2 separate regions of the Mus musculus genome follow, and region 2 is linked to region 1. The links are chromatin contacts, found by Hi-C or POLR2A ChIA-PET in ENCODE. All regions are on one chromosome and are shown on one strand. The core of a region is the stretch at or near the end of the contact, and the rest is flanking DNA. Distances in the headings are between cores, read along the strand shown.

Region 1 (6,763 bases), core at 1,241-3,740:
AGCTGTTCAGGGATCCAGACCTTCAGGAAGAATATATTTCGTTTCTTGGCCACTTCCTCCTCTATCCAGCCTGTCAAACCAATGGGACTCTGAGGCCAAGCCCCTGGATTACAGGTCTCTGAGAGAAGAACGGTGGGGCGGGGCTGGCCAGAGTCCGCCCGCCCACCACGGCCAAATTCCCCAGAGGACTGCAGGAGTGCAGCAGGCTTCAGGCCTGTCCAGGCCTACTTCCCTGGGAAGGGGAGGAGCCACCTGCTGTTCTACCTGGAGCTCAAACTGCTGGAGCAGAAGGAGGGCGGGTAGAAGCAAAGCCCAGGAAGTAACCCTAGCCAAGGGACCGCCCTCGGAAGAGTACCTCTCTGACAGTGGAAAGCAGAGAGCCCAAAGAAGAGCCTGGGCCCGCTGCTCTAGGAGGTGCCACCTTTGTGAGCAAACCTCCCAGGGTACCAAGAGGCCCATCTTAGCCTCCCACACCCTAGGTCTCATGAGAGCAGGGTTGGTCCCAGCGAAGAGGATAGAAAGGGTCTAAAGGAGGGGAAAGGCTAGAGGCGGCTGGGTGGCAACAAGAGGGGGTAATCAGGACTACAAATGACTGACACAAAGGTTTAGTCACAAGTACATTTATTATCCTCTGGAACACAAGGGCCGCCTCCACAGCAGCAGCACACATACGAGAACCAATCTCAGGAGGCTGCCACACTGCTTCCAGAAGCAGGCCCATGGGGCGGCAGTGTCATGGGTGGCAGGAACAGGGCCTTCAGCTTGCCTGACAGGCTGGCAATCTCGGGATCCTGGGCTTCATAAGACTTGACCAGGCGGGCAAACTTAAGGACACCTGCAATCAGAAGCAAGTCAAGCCACACTGCTGGGGACCAGTGTGTGGAGGCAGCCAAGGGGGCTCCCTAGAGCAGAAGATCTCCTTTCGTCAGGCAGCCATCTGCAATAGAGGACAATTCACCCCCATGTCCTGCATGGCTTCAACCAACCCCGCCCCGGTTTTCACTAGGCACAACTGGATGCAATATAAAAAAGCCCTAAAACAGCTGGGCCTGCCCTTAATCCCAGCACTCGGGAGGCAGAGGTAGGTGGGTCTCTTGAGTTCGAGGCCTGCCTGGTCTACAGATTGAGTTCCAAGATAGCCAGGGCTACACAGAGAAACCCTGTCTCAAACAAACAAACAAAAAATTAAAAAGCATTATGTTTTCAGTCTCGGGTGAACCACGTTCAGCAGCTTAGCCTCAAGCAGCCTGATTTGAAAGAGACTCCCTGGTAGTCCTGGCTAGCTAACAAACAAACAAACAAACAAACAAACACAAAATTAATAAACAACTGTCCTTGGGAAGAGAGGGCTCAACCTGCCACACCAAACCTATTAGCCAAAAGGCAGACAAGAAAGAGTTCAGGTACACGAGAGAGTTCAGGTTAGAGCTGGGCCCAGTGACTCAAGCCTGTCACTTACTCAAAAGGCTGAGAAAGGTGGGTCTCTGGTTCAAGGCCATTCTGGGCAACTTACTGCGATCCTGACTCGGGGAGAGCTGGGAAGTTCGAGGGCCATGGAGAAACACTTGCCTATGTAGGGCTTTGGACTCTAGAGCCAGAACTTTTGTTTGGTGGGTTTTTGTTTTTTCAAGACAGGGTTTTCTTTGTATAGCCATGGCTACCCTGGAACTCCTCACCCTACATACCAGGCTGGCCTTGAACTCAGAGACCTGCCTGCCTCTGCTTCTCAAATGCTGGGATGAAAGGCCACTGTGGCCATGCCTGGCTTCAAGAGCCATAACTTTTCAGGCGGGGCTTAAGTCTAGTCCCTGAACTGTGAGTGGCAATGTTTGATGTGACTGCCGCCCTGTGGCGAGAAAAAGATCGATCGGGGGGGGGGGGGGGCATCATCATGCGTCCCACCCCCAGTCCATTCCTTTGCCAAGCCCTGTGGGACCCACCTTCCCCGTCGCAGCTGAAGCCATAGGCTTTAATAACCTCTTGTTGGATCTGTGTGGCTACGGGCAGCACAAATTGCAGCATCTTGCCCATATCGTTGCACGCATTGTCTCTAGCCTCGTCCATGCGCACGGCATTCTCTGGGGCCGAGAACGCTTGAATCACCTCCGCCAGGACCACTGCGAGACGGAAGCATCCCAGAGAGGTCCGCGGAGGACGGCGGGCGAGCCCAGAGGAGGGAAGAGGCAGGGAATTAGTGGGCCGAGGCCTGCAAGCAACCCGATAAGCTTGTCCTCCCAACCCTTCGCCCTAATGGGCAAGGGCCCCACTTGGAGAGGCAAAGAATAGTATCGCGCCCTCCCCCCAGAAGACGGCCCACACCCAGACTAGGCTCTTTCCTCACCCTTGGCCTGCTCCGCGCTCAGGGCCGCGGGCTGAGCCGAGGCGGACGCCATAGAACGCCACTCGGTGCTTGAGTAGTGGGAACACAGAAGAGATCCGGAGAACCCTGCAGCCAGCCACCTCCCCCACGGATGCAGGCCAGAGGAGGCAGAAAGGAAGCGGGACCGCACGAGGCGGAAGTCTCAGAGCGTGGCTCTAGCACATACGCGTTTCCTAGGAAACCAGAGAAGGATCAAAGCCCCTCTCACACACCGGGGAGCGGGGAAGAGAACTGTTTTGCTTTCATTGTAGACCAGTGAAATTGGGAGGGGTTTTCCGACCGAAGTCAGAAAACCTGCTAGACAAATTCTAAAAGAGCTGTAACACTTGCGGAAGTGCGTCTGTAGCGAGCCAGGGAAGGACATCAACTCCACTTTCGATGAGGGTGAGATCAAGGTGCCATTTCCACACCCCTCCACTGATATGTGAATCACAAAGCACAGTTCCTTATTCGGTTCGATAAACAATATTCTAAAAGACTATTAAAACCGCTCGTTTCTTGAGTTTGTGACCGCTTGTAAAGGCTATGCAAATGAGTCAGTGCTGATTGGCTGAAAACAGCCAATCACAGCTCCTATGTTGTTAAAAAAAAAAAAAGAGCTTCGCGAGATTAAAGGCTTGGAGCTAAAGCCGAAGTGAATCGGACTTAAGTAGTGGCAGGCGATGTGGCCCGATGTCTTGTAGTCTCATCCTTACAAGTTCCCCACACTGCAAAGACTCTGGAACATCAGGCCCGACCGGGCATAGCGCCACATTTCTGTGATACCAGCACAAAAGCTGAGAAGTTCAAGGCCAGCTTGGGCTCCATGGCCCTGCTTCATTAAAAATAGAGGGGTTGCAAAGATGGCTCACCCTGCTTGGCAATTCCTAACTGCCCTAACTCCAAGCTACAGGGACCCAACAGCTTCTGGTCTCTTTTGAGGCCTTGCATTCATAAGCGCAGACATGAGCTCATACACCTAACTATTAGTAAATCTTTTACAAATACTAATCTTATTGGCCTCCATGTTATACACCTTTAACTGTTTCAAATCATAAACTATGCTGAGAAGGGATTCAGATCTCTGAAACTGTCTCTGGAGCACTCTGGTGGCACATTATGTCAGTGATGTACTTCCAAGGGCTGAGTAGGTCTTAGATTTGCTTATGCTTGCTGTGCGCCTATTCTTGCTCTGAACGGCCTCAGGAGCCTGAACTCCCCAATCTAAAGGTCTAGGACAGGGCACCCCATAAGTATAGCTGAGCATCCAAGATCAAGAAGAGCCTTGTCAGGTTAAAGAGATGGCTCAGGGGGTTAAGAGCACAGACTGCTCTTCCAGGTGTCCTGAGTTCAATTCCCAGCAACCACTTGGTGGCTCACAACCATCTGTAATGGGATTTGATATTCTCTTCTGGTATGCATGAAGACTCTTGTAAAATAAATGAGTAATAAAAAAGAGCCTTGTCCAACTCCTAAGTTTCCATAAGAAAACCCCATTCATCCCTTCCCACTTCCCCTACAACAACCAGACCTCTCTCCCTACCCACCCCAACACCCTACCCACTGCAACCACCCTCCCCCAAATAAAAAACACGTCACAGACATATTCCTGGGGAACTGTGAGGATGTTTTTGTTTGGTTGGTTTTGGTCAGGATGTTTTTTAAAGAGCATCATATAGATATTTATATATATAAATTATTAATGTGGGACGGGTAAGGGCACATATCGCCGAGGGAGGGGGTGCACACACAGGGATGGGGCGGGGCAGCACACAATGCTACGCAAAACAGCCACATCTAACAGATGAAAAAAATCACACCAATGGGTTAGGGGAGGGGCAGTGGCCACCAAGGATTCGGCATAGAGGAGAAGAAAAGCAGGGGATAGGAGGAGGGACCTGGTCCAAGATACTGTGCACTTTCTGCCCCCACCCTTGCCACTTCCCACCTCTGCACACAACCCCGGGCCCTGACCTTGTCTGTCCCTTCTTCCCTCCCTCCCTCTACCCAGCTGCAGGAGCTCTGCAAGCGGGCAGCACCCTCTCCTCGGCTGGGGGTGGGGTGGGGTCAAAAGGTTGGGGTGGTCCTCCAAGGTCTGGATGAAGGAGCAGTGGGTGCTGTCTGGATCGCAGCTCTACAGCGGCTTGTCACTCTCCTTCTTCAGGTGACTAGATAAGAGGCAATGCAGAGATGAGACTGAGAAAGGGGGCTTCCCCTCCCAAGGGCTCGGTGTCCTGTTGGACCATGCCCAGAACCCACTTCCCCTTGTGCTCTGGGGGCAACCTGGAGTACCTGTAGTAGTCTTCCTGGGCAGGTAGTGGCACGCTGTGCAATGGGTGATGAGCATGTAGCCACTGCTGCTGTTCCAGCGCCAAGCGCTGCAGCTCAGCTGACTGCGCGTGCATGGCCTGCAGCTGATGAGCCGCTGACATTGGAGCAGAAAGGGAGGCCGGCAGGTCCCGGTAAGGGGCAGCTGTGAGAAGAAGGCACAGGAGTAAATGACTGCTGGATGGGGACAGTCAGCCAACGTTCCAGACAGACAGAGGAAGCTGAGGCTAAAATGCAAAGTTACAGCACCTAGCCTATGCTCTATCTGTCGGCCTGTGGTGGAACGGAACGAGCCCTAGCTCTTGAGGCTCCTTTAGAAGGGAACGAGCCCTAGCTCTTGAGGCTCCTTTAGAAGGGCCTCAGGTCTCCGTTTCTATCTTAGCTGCTCACATCTCTCTCCAAACTCCATTTGGCCCTTCTACCCCCCCGAGTTCCTCTGTTCTGGTCTTCCCTCACGTACGCCTCCCCTCCTCCATCCTTACCAAAAAGCTGGTGACGAAGAACTTCGTTCTCGTGCAGAGGGTGAGGAAGAAGGGGGTTGGGGAGGGTCCCAGCTGGGTAGGGGATCCGGGTAAGGTGAGACCCTGAGGCCAGGGGGTCAATGAGAGGGTGCACCGAGGCAGAGGCTGGAGGGCAGAGAAGAGGAAGGTGTCACCAGGAGGCAGGGTTGGGGACAACTATGCACTGGGGTGGAGGGATCTAGCTTGTGAAGAGACAGACACAAGGATCCAAAGCAGAACCAAGGTGGGAGAGAGGAGCTAGACCCTCTGAGATGACAGAGCAGCTGGAGAAGAGACACGGAAGACTGAAGACAGGATATTACAGAGCAGAGAAGCAAAGAAAAGACTGGACTCCTCAGAAAAGATGAAGGGTAAGTTTAGGAAACACTTCTTTCTTAAGTTTAAGAAATGTATCAGGGAGAACTATTAGGAGCTGGTGTGAACATGAGCAGACTGTGATGCCTAAAAATGCCCGGAGTTGAATTGCTTAAGGCCAGCCGGGCAGTGTTCTGGGCTATAAACTACAGTATATAAAACAGTATATAAGCTCATTATTGCCTATGGCTAAGTTTCATGGACTTCCCTAAAAAGTTCTAAATCTACAGATGGGCAGAAATACAGAAGACTCCGAGATGTAAGGAAAAGGAGACGCTGACACCAAACAAGCTCTGTATACAGAGAAACAAGCACATCGATGTGTGAAGGGCACGGAGAGGGTATGAACATAAGAAAGGAAGGTGGTTCTTCCAAAGGCTCCATGTTGATCTGTTATCAAGGATAGAGGGGCTGGGCTACGAGCAGGTACGAGACAGTGTGAAGACGAGCAGGTACGAGACAGTGTGACGGGAAGCCAAGGAAGCAAACACTAGAACGGCAATCTCAGGAGATGGGAGTTCTGGCCAGAAGAAGGGAAGAACGTTATTTCACACTTCCAAGTAGGAAACAGGGTCTTACCTGCGTGGATAGCATCCTGCTGGTGCAGGTGAAGGTGAGAGTGGATGTGGGAGTGCTGGTGGTGATGGGGAGTCACGTTGAGCATCTGCAGCCGGGCTAGTGGATCATTGCCCAGGGCTGCCACCCTTTCTGCATGCTGCCTTTCAGCTGCCAACCGCTCAGCATAAGACATGTCAGGACGCAAGGCTGGCCCAGCTGCCAGCGCTAGCCGTTCTCGTTCCAGGGGCCCCAGGCTCGGATGAAAAGGGAAAGGATGCAGGCCAGGTGGCCCGGGCTGTAGAGCCAGGCCCCCGTGTCGGGGGAAGGGATCCAGGCCTGGCCCGGGAACCCCATGTAGGGGTTCCAGCTCACTAGGTTTCACCTCAAAGCCAGGCTTGAGCCGGTCACGGAGGTCACGTTCACGGGCTTCCCGCTCCCGTTCTCGGGCAGCTGGGTCGCTGCTGTACAGGGCTGGGACATTGTAACCCAGAAGCCCCGGGTCCACTGCCCCCAAGGGCACATAGAATGGGTGGTTGCGATTGCCAGGAGACATGACATGAGGTCGGGCGTATTCACTGAGAGTGCGCAAGGCCGGAGTATCAGGACCCAGGTAAGGGGGCACTGTAGCCACAGCGCTGCCAGG
Region 2 (6,833 bases), core at 3,258-5,757, 330 kb after region 1:
ACTGAGGGAGGCATCACCACAGGAGGCCTAAGCAGTCAAGGAGCTGCACCTAAAGGGCTGGCATCCGAGGGGTTAGGAGGGCCATGAGGGTGTTCAGGGTCTTCATCTCTGAAGCTCTGGGCTCCATGTGTTCTCATGTGAATGGGGGATTTTCAAGGCCAAGGCCAACCCCAGAAAAATATGACATAGCCTGCCATTTCCCTCTGTTAGGAGAGAGGAACTACATCCCGGGGCTCGAAAGTCCTTGACGATGACCGCTTTGCCAGATGGTCTCAATGATGAAGCACTTTGAAGTGTTGCCTTTGGCACTGCTCTTGGATAATTTGCACACTCAGTGTAGCCCGAGGAAACGGCAGAGTCTGGCAGAGTCTCTTCTCTAGGCCAACAGTCATTGTCTCAGTTAGGGGTTCATTGCTGGGAAGGGACACCATGACTAAGGCAATGCTTACAAAGGACAACATATAATTGGGGCTGGCTTACAGGTTCAGAGGTTTTTAGTCCATCATCCTCATGGCGGGTAGCATGGCAATGTGCAGGCAGACATGGTGCGGGAGGAGCTGAGAGTTCTAAATCTTGATTCAAAGGCAGCCAGGAGGAGAATGATTCCACACCGGACAGAACTTGAGCATAGGAGAGCTCAAAGTCCACCCCCCACAGTGACACACTTCCTCCAACAAGGCCACACCTCCTAATAGTGCCACCCCTGTGGGCCAACCTTTCAAACACCGTAGTCTATGGGGCCAAACCTGTTCAAACCACTGCAGTCCTTAACAAAGTTTTAACTCAAACAAAACAGTACTTGCAGTTGGGGAGGTGTGGCTCACTAGATATTGTGCTTTCCCGGCATGGACAAGGCGTGGGGTAGGTGGTGCAAGCCTTTAATTTCAGCCCTTGGGAAGTGGAGGTTAAAAGATAAGAAATTCAAGGTCATCCCTAGCCTCTTGGTTTAAGGTCAACTTGGGTTTCCATGAGACCCTTCCTCTAAAAAGGGGGGCTAATTGTGGGGAGCTAAAGAGCTTGCTTAGCAAATAAAATCATGTACTGAGCAGGACTGGTGTCTTAAGTCAAAAGCCCAGAACCCATGCAACGGGTGGGGTGGGGTGGGGTGGGGTGGGGTGGGGTGGGGGGAGGTGAGAACAGACACTATAGTGTTGACACAGGTAAATGGCATGATTGCACCTTGCACACACACACACACACACACACACACACACACACACACACACACACACGCATGCAAACACACATACATGCGTTCATAAAATTCTGTGTGATGGCATATGCCTGGGATCCCAACACTTGAGAGGTACAGAGAAGACATCCTGGGCTACACGAGACCTGTCTTTGATTTTTGGGGTTTTTGGTTTTTTGGTTTTTTTGGGTTTTTTTTTGAGACAGGGTTTCTCTGTGTAGCCCTGGCTGTAGTGGAACTCACTCTGTAGACCAGGCTGGCTTCAGACTCACAGAGATCTGAGTGCCTCTGCCTCCCAAGTACTGGGATTAAAGGCGTGCGCCACTATCACGGGGCTTGAGACCCTGTCTTTTTTTTTTTTTTTTTAAATAAATAAATGAGTCCAAGTGTGGTGATGCTCATCTTTAACCCCAGCTCTGGGGAAGCAGAGGCAGATCTCTGTGAGTTCCAGCTCAGCTGGGTCAATGGAGCAGGTTCCAGGTCTGATAGAGCTATGTAATAGACCACATCTCAGAAAAAAAACCAAGGAAACAATTGTATGGACAGAGAGAAGGCTCAGAGGTTAGGGACAGTTTCTGCTCTTGCAGGAGACCCAGGTTCGGTTCCTGGCACTCATGTCTGATGACTCACAACCATCTGTAACTTCAGTTCCTGAAGATTGAATGCCATCTTCTGGCCTTCACAAGCACTGGCACCAAGCACCTTGCACACAGAGATCCTCACACACACATACATTTTCAATTTCTATTTATTTTAATTAAAATATAATAAGTTAATTTCTCCCCTTCCTCCTGTCCCTCTCTCTGATTTCTCCCATGTCTCCTCCTCACTCCCTCTCAAATTAATGAATTGGCCTTTTTCTTTTTTTTTTTTTTTTTTTTTTTTTTTAAAGATTTATTTATTTATTATATGTAAGTACACTGTAGTTGTCTTCAGATACACCAGAAGAGGGCACCAGATCTCATTACGGGTGGTTGTGAGCCACCATGTGGTTGCTGGGATTTGAACTTCAGACCTTCGGAAGAGCAGTCGGGTGCCCTTACCCACTGAGCCATCTCACCAGCCCCAAATTGGCCTTTTTCTTTGACTTATTTTTACACACACACACACACACACACACACACACACACACTACATATACAACCTGCTGAGTTCATTCAGCATTGCTTGTGTGCATACAGTGTCAAGGGTTTTGGCAGTGGTTAGGCAATTACGGGCCTCATCCCTGGGACAGCAGTTCTTTATCTAGAGGTGGGAGCCCTGGTGATCCATCCACCTACTGGTGGTGATACTATTCAGCTCTTATTTAGGCAGCCATGTCTGCCGAGGTACAATGGGTGACAGGGAAACATCCTGTCATTTCTACTTCCTGTTTCTCAGGTTCTTACAGTCTTTCTGCCCCTCTTTGGAGATGTTCCCCGAACCTGCAGGAGGTATATTGTAGGGTACACCAGCAACAGTTGATCTTTGCATTGTGATTAATTGTGGTTCTCTGTAGCATAAAATTCCTTTTAAACCAGGTGGCAGTGGCGGTACACGCCTTTAATCGCAGCACTCGGGAGTCAGAGGCAGGAGGATGTCTTTAAGTTTGAGGCCAGCCTTATCTACATAGTGAGTTCAAAGGTAGCCAGAGATACATAAAGAGAGATGTTGAAACTTGCTCTAAACAGTAGACCCAGGTCATAGTCAGCTATTGGATGGACCACAGGGCCCCCAGTGGAGGAGCTAGAGAAAATACCCAAGGAGCTAAAGGGATCTGCAATCCTATAGGTGGAACAACATTATGAACTAACCAGTACCCCCCTGGAGCTCCTGTCTCTAGCTGCATATGAATCAGAAAATGGCCTAGTTGGCCATCAGTGGAAAGAGTGGCCCATTAGTCGTGCAAACTTTATATGCCTCAGTACAGGGGAACGACAAGGCCAAGAAGTGGGAGTGGGTGGGTGGGGGAGTGGGTGGGGGAGCGTGTGGGGGACTTTTGGGATAGCATTGGAAATGTAAATGAAATAAATACCCAATTTAAAAAACAAAACCAGGGGCTGGTGAGATGGCTCAGTGGGTAGGAGCACCTGACTGCTCTTCCGAAGGTCCAGAGTTCAAATCCCAGCAACCACATGGTGGCTTACAACCATCTGTAACAAGATCTGACGCCCTCTTCTGGAGTGTCTGAAGACAGCTACAGTGTACTTACATATAATAAATAAATAAATCTTTAAAAAAAAAAACAAAAACAAAAAACAAAGCAAAACCAGTAGACCCGGGTGTACGACTGGGTGCCAGAGCATTTGCTTAGCGTACACGAGATCTTTTTTTTTTTTTTTTTTTTGGTGTTTTTGAGACAGGGTTTCTCTGTGTAGCCCTGACTGTCCTGGAACTCACTTTGTAGACCAGGCTGGCCTCGAACTCAGAAATCCGCCTGCCTCTGCCTCCCGAGTGCTGGGATTAAAGGCGTGCGCCACCACGCCCGGCTCATACACGAGATCTTATATTCAGTCATCACAAAGGAAAAAAAACCACAGCTAGTATAACGCACCCTCCAGCCTTCAGGAGTGATCAACCCATGGCTTATCACTCAGCAGAATATTCACGTTGATTTTTATCCAGGGTTGGTCAAACTCATTTAACCACAATACCTTTGTCAGCTATCTCCAAAAGATCCGTCTTTGCTAACTAATATGCATTGAAGGGCTATGCTCAGCCTGAAGAGCAGACAGAGACCACCACAAGCCCCCTACCTCCAGGAGCTCCCAGCCTGAGGCAGACAGAGGGAGAGGAGGAAGCATCCAGTCAGGCAACTGCTCTGATGGAGGAACTGGGTGTGTGCTGGTAGGCAGGCAAGGAGGGAGAACCCTTGGCTGACCAACAGGCCCCAGGCAGGGGAAGCTACAACCACGAGCCACTTTTGCTAAACCACCTAGCTGACCCAAGAGAGGAAGAGAGACAGGCAGGGAGGAGACAGGTGAGAACATCATGATGTGTGTGTGTGTGTGTGTGTGTGTGTGTGTGTGTGTGTGTGTGTGTTAGTCATCAGGTATCAGTGGGTGGGTGTGCCGCAGAGAGAGTTCCCGGAAACTGCACATCTGGGAGCCATAGTTGCAGAGTTAGGTGACTGGGGTAAGGTTGGATTTTCACCGGCTTTTAGAGCTTGCTTCTCTGACCTGTTTGCGAAGGTGTCTGTGGTCAAAGCTCTTTGACTCTGTGGGGTTGGTTGGGTGAGTGCAGGAGCTGGGAGGGATGTTCTGAGATCTGTAAGGTGGGTGTGTCAGGCCCGCCCAGGAGCAGGTCCTACCAGGGAAGCTCAGCCCAACCCAGCCCAGAGTGTCAGCGGAAGCAGGCTTGGGGCAGCGGCAGAGGAAGAGCAACCGATCACAGGTATGGGGAGGTGACAAATGGGGCTGGACCACCAGAAGTGGGGGACATTGGTGAGGATGGAGAATGTAGGTGGGCCGTAGGCTCTGGGAAATCCTTTTAGATACAGTGAAAAGGCAAACGGGGCTGCCCCATGTGGACAGATCTGTCCATAGGAGCCTGAAGAGGCAGCCAACATGCCTGAGACACCTGATGGGCTGAAGCCTCACTGTGGGCCACCTTAGGGTCTTGCCCTAAAACTTTAGACTCCTGTTTTCATGCTGACCCTGAGGTCTGCTCCCCTCAAGCCCACTCATCCTGCAGGGCCAGGTCCTGTTCTGGAAGACACGGAGCTGCTCTGAGTAAAATTGGCTAAAGAGTTTACTGGTAAAGGCATCTTACTCGAGCTACCAAGGTATGTTTTATTTTGTTATTTGGTGCTGGAGATGGACTGCCCTATATGCTAATAAGCACTTGCCCTACCACTGAGTTCCCTCCCCTTTTTGAGATGTAGCCCAGGTTGGCCTCAAAATCTGTACATAGCCAAGGAGGACCTTGAACTCCTGAAGCCTCTCCCTGGAGCCCTGGGGTTACAGGCATCAAGTTTATGCAAGTGCTGGAGGTTAAACCTAGGTCGTGCTAGGCAAGCACTCTACCGGCCGAGCTCAATCCCCAGTTTCCCGACCCTTTTGGATGAGTGAGGTCTCATTATGCTTTCTAGCATGGTCTTCAACTCCTAACCTCCACGGACACCCCTGCCCTGTCAGCTTTCCTGCTAGTTGAAACTATACGTGTGAGCCACGATGAAACTATAGTGTGAGCTCAGATCTATTTCATCTATTTTGGGCTGTGCTAGAGATTAAACCCTTGTGAATGCTATTCTACCACTGAGCTACCCCAGCCCTTCCAGGTATATTTTAATGGGTCTTGAGGAAGCACTGCCCTACTCCAACCTGAAATGCTCATATGTAACAGAAAGGTGTCAGGCTGCATGGTCTCTCTGTCCCCATGGCTTTGACAGAATGGCTGATGAGCAACTAGGAGAGGAAATGAGCCATTGTGCATATTTGGGAATCCAGGGAAGGCTGTCTGGGACTTTTGCCATACCGGTGCAGGCCACTGCCTGCCTACTACCTATGGTTATGGGTGTTCAGTGACAAGAAAGGGACACATAGACTTCTGTTTCCAGAACTCTTCACTTATGGTAAACTGAAGTCATAGCCCTGGGGGGCTGGGAAGTGAGGAACTGTGACCCCCTCACTTCCCAAACAGCAAGAGACACTAACACTAGCTCAATCTGTGCTGTCTGATGCCGTTAGTTCTTCCTACCCTGCTGTTCTCAGTGCGTAGCCCACTGGCACAGAGACCTTTTTTTGTCCAGAAGCATAAACAACAACAACAACAACAATAATAATAATAATAATGATAATATAGCAGCCAAGGAGGAGACAGCAAAAAAGAGGGAACTGTTGAGAATATTTATGTAGCTGAGAGGCCAAGCATTTGATCTGCCTGGTGTGCACAAGGCTCTGGGTTCATCTCCGGCATAAAAAAATACAAGGGTGTGGACCTCTGAGTCCGGTGGTATGGTGGAAGTTCAGAGTAAGGTCACCCAGCCTAAAAGGCTCCAGGAGATTATTCGGAGTGGGCAGGACCTGTTAAGCCTGAAGCAAGGGTAAGACACACACAGGGCACAGCTCACAGCTCAGCACTCAGCTGGACCTATGGCAGTGACTGTGTTGTTGGGTTTTTTTTTTTTTTTTTTTGGGTTGGAACTTTGTTTCCTGTTTTTCCAGCTTTGGAAGGTAGGGTGGAGAGAGAGGTGGGTAAGCTGTCAGCTACACATCAGGGGAGCTAACCACTGAGCTCTGGGACATTTTCCCACACCAGTATTTGGAAGGATGAGCATATGCCCAACACGCCTGGAGCCTGAGGCAGGAGACTGGTCACGAATTCCAAGTCAGTAAGAGATCTGTGAAACCCTACCTCAGGGAGCAAGAGAGAAGTAGGAGAGGAGAGGGAAGGCTCACTGGGGAGAGCTGGCCAGACGCAGGGAAGGGAATCACTGTGCATGTGCAAGAGCGAGACAGGGAGGTGAGGGTGATGTTGGAAGTCGGGGCGAGAAAGGCTCTGGTGCAGAGAGGCTGAAATCAGAATTTTGGTCAGAGAGCAGGGCAGCCCTGGTCAGAAAGGTGACCCCTTGACTAAACAGCTATACTTGGGCCAGAAACCACAGGATGGCTATCTTTGCCACCTGGGGCATACATGGGAAGCCTCTAATCTCTTTCTGGTG

Evidence for each region. A loop is a pair of places that touch in the nucleus more often than their neighbours do. ChIA-PET counts read pairs that join two places held with the same protein, here RNA polymerase II (POLR2A).
Region 2: a map of v-Abl transformed pro-B cells shows a loop between it and region 1 (1.9-fold over the local background). The contact joins the promoter of Lpar5 here to the promoter of Grcc10 in region 1. A Hi-C loop is called at or near these places in 1 of 37 maps with a recorded cell type or tissue (v-Abl transformed pro-B cells). POLR2A ChIA-PET finds 5 or more read pairs at or near these places in 3 of 5 experiments (all embryonic stem cell).

Annotation. Positions count from the first base shown.
Region 1 is chr6:124,738,579-124,745,341 of GRCm38, forward strand. It overlaps Grcc10 (gene rich cluster, C10 gene), which reads right to left and starts at 2,491. Exons shown (of 3, transcript NM_013535.2): 1 at 2,342-2,491; 2 at 1,941-2,117; 3 at 605-835. The coding sequence starts at 2,393. The coding sequence ends at 684. It overlaps Rnu7 (U7 small nuclear RNA), which reads right to left and starts at 2,708; the gene lies at 2,647-2,708. It overlaps Atn1 (atrophin 1), which reads right to left. Exons shown (of 10, transcript NM_007881.4): 7 at 6,142-6,763; 8 at 5,170-5,313; 9 at 4,652-4,832; 10 at 3,966-4,527. The coding sequence ends at 4,494. It also overlaps a transcript of Ptpn6 not described here.
Region 2 is chr6:125,063,413-125,070,245 of GRCm38, forward strand. Lpar5 (lysophosphatidic acid receptor 5) reads left to right here and starts at 4,508. Exons shown (of 2, transcript NM_001163269.2): 1 at 4,508-4,564.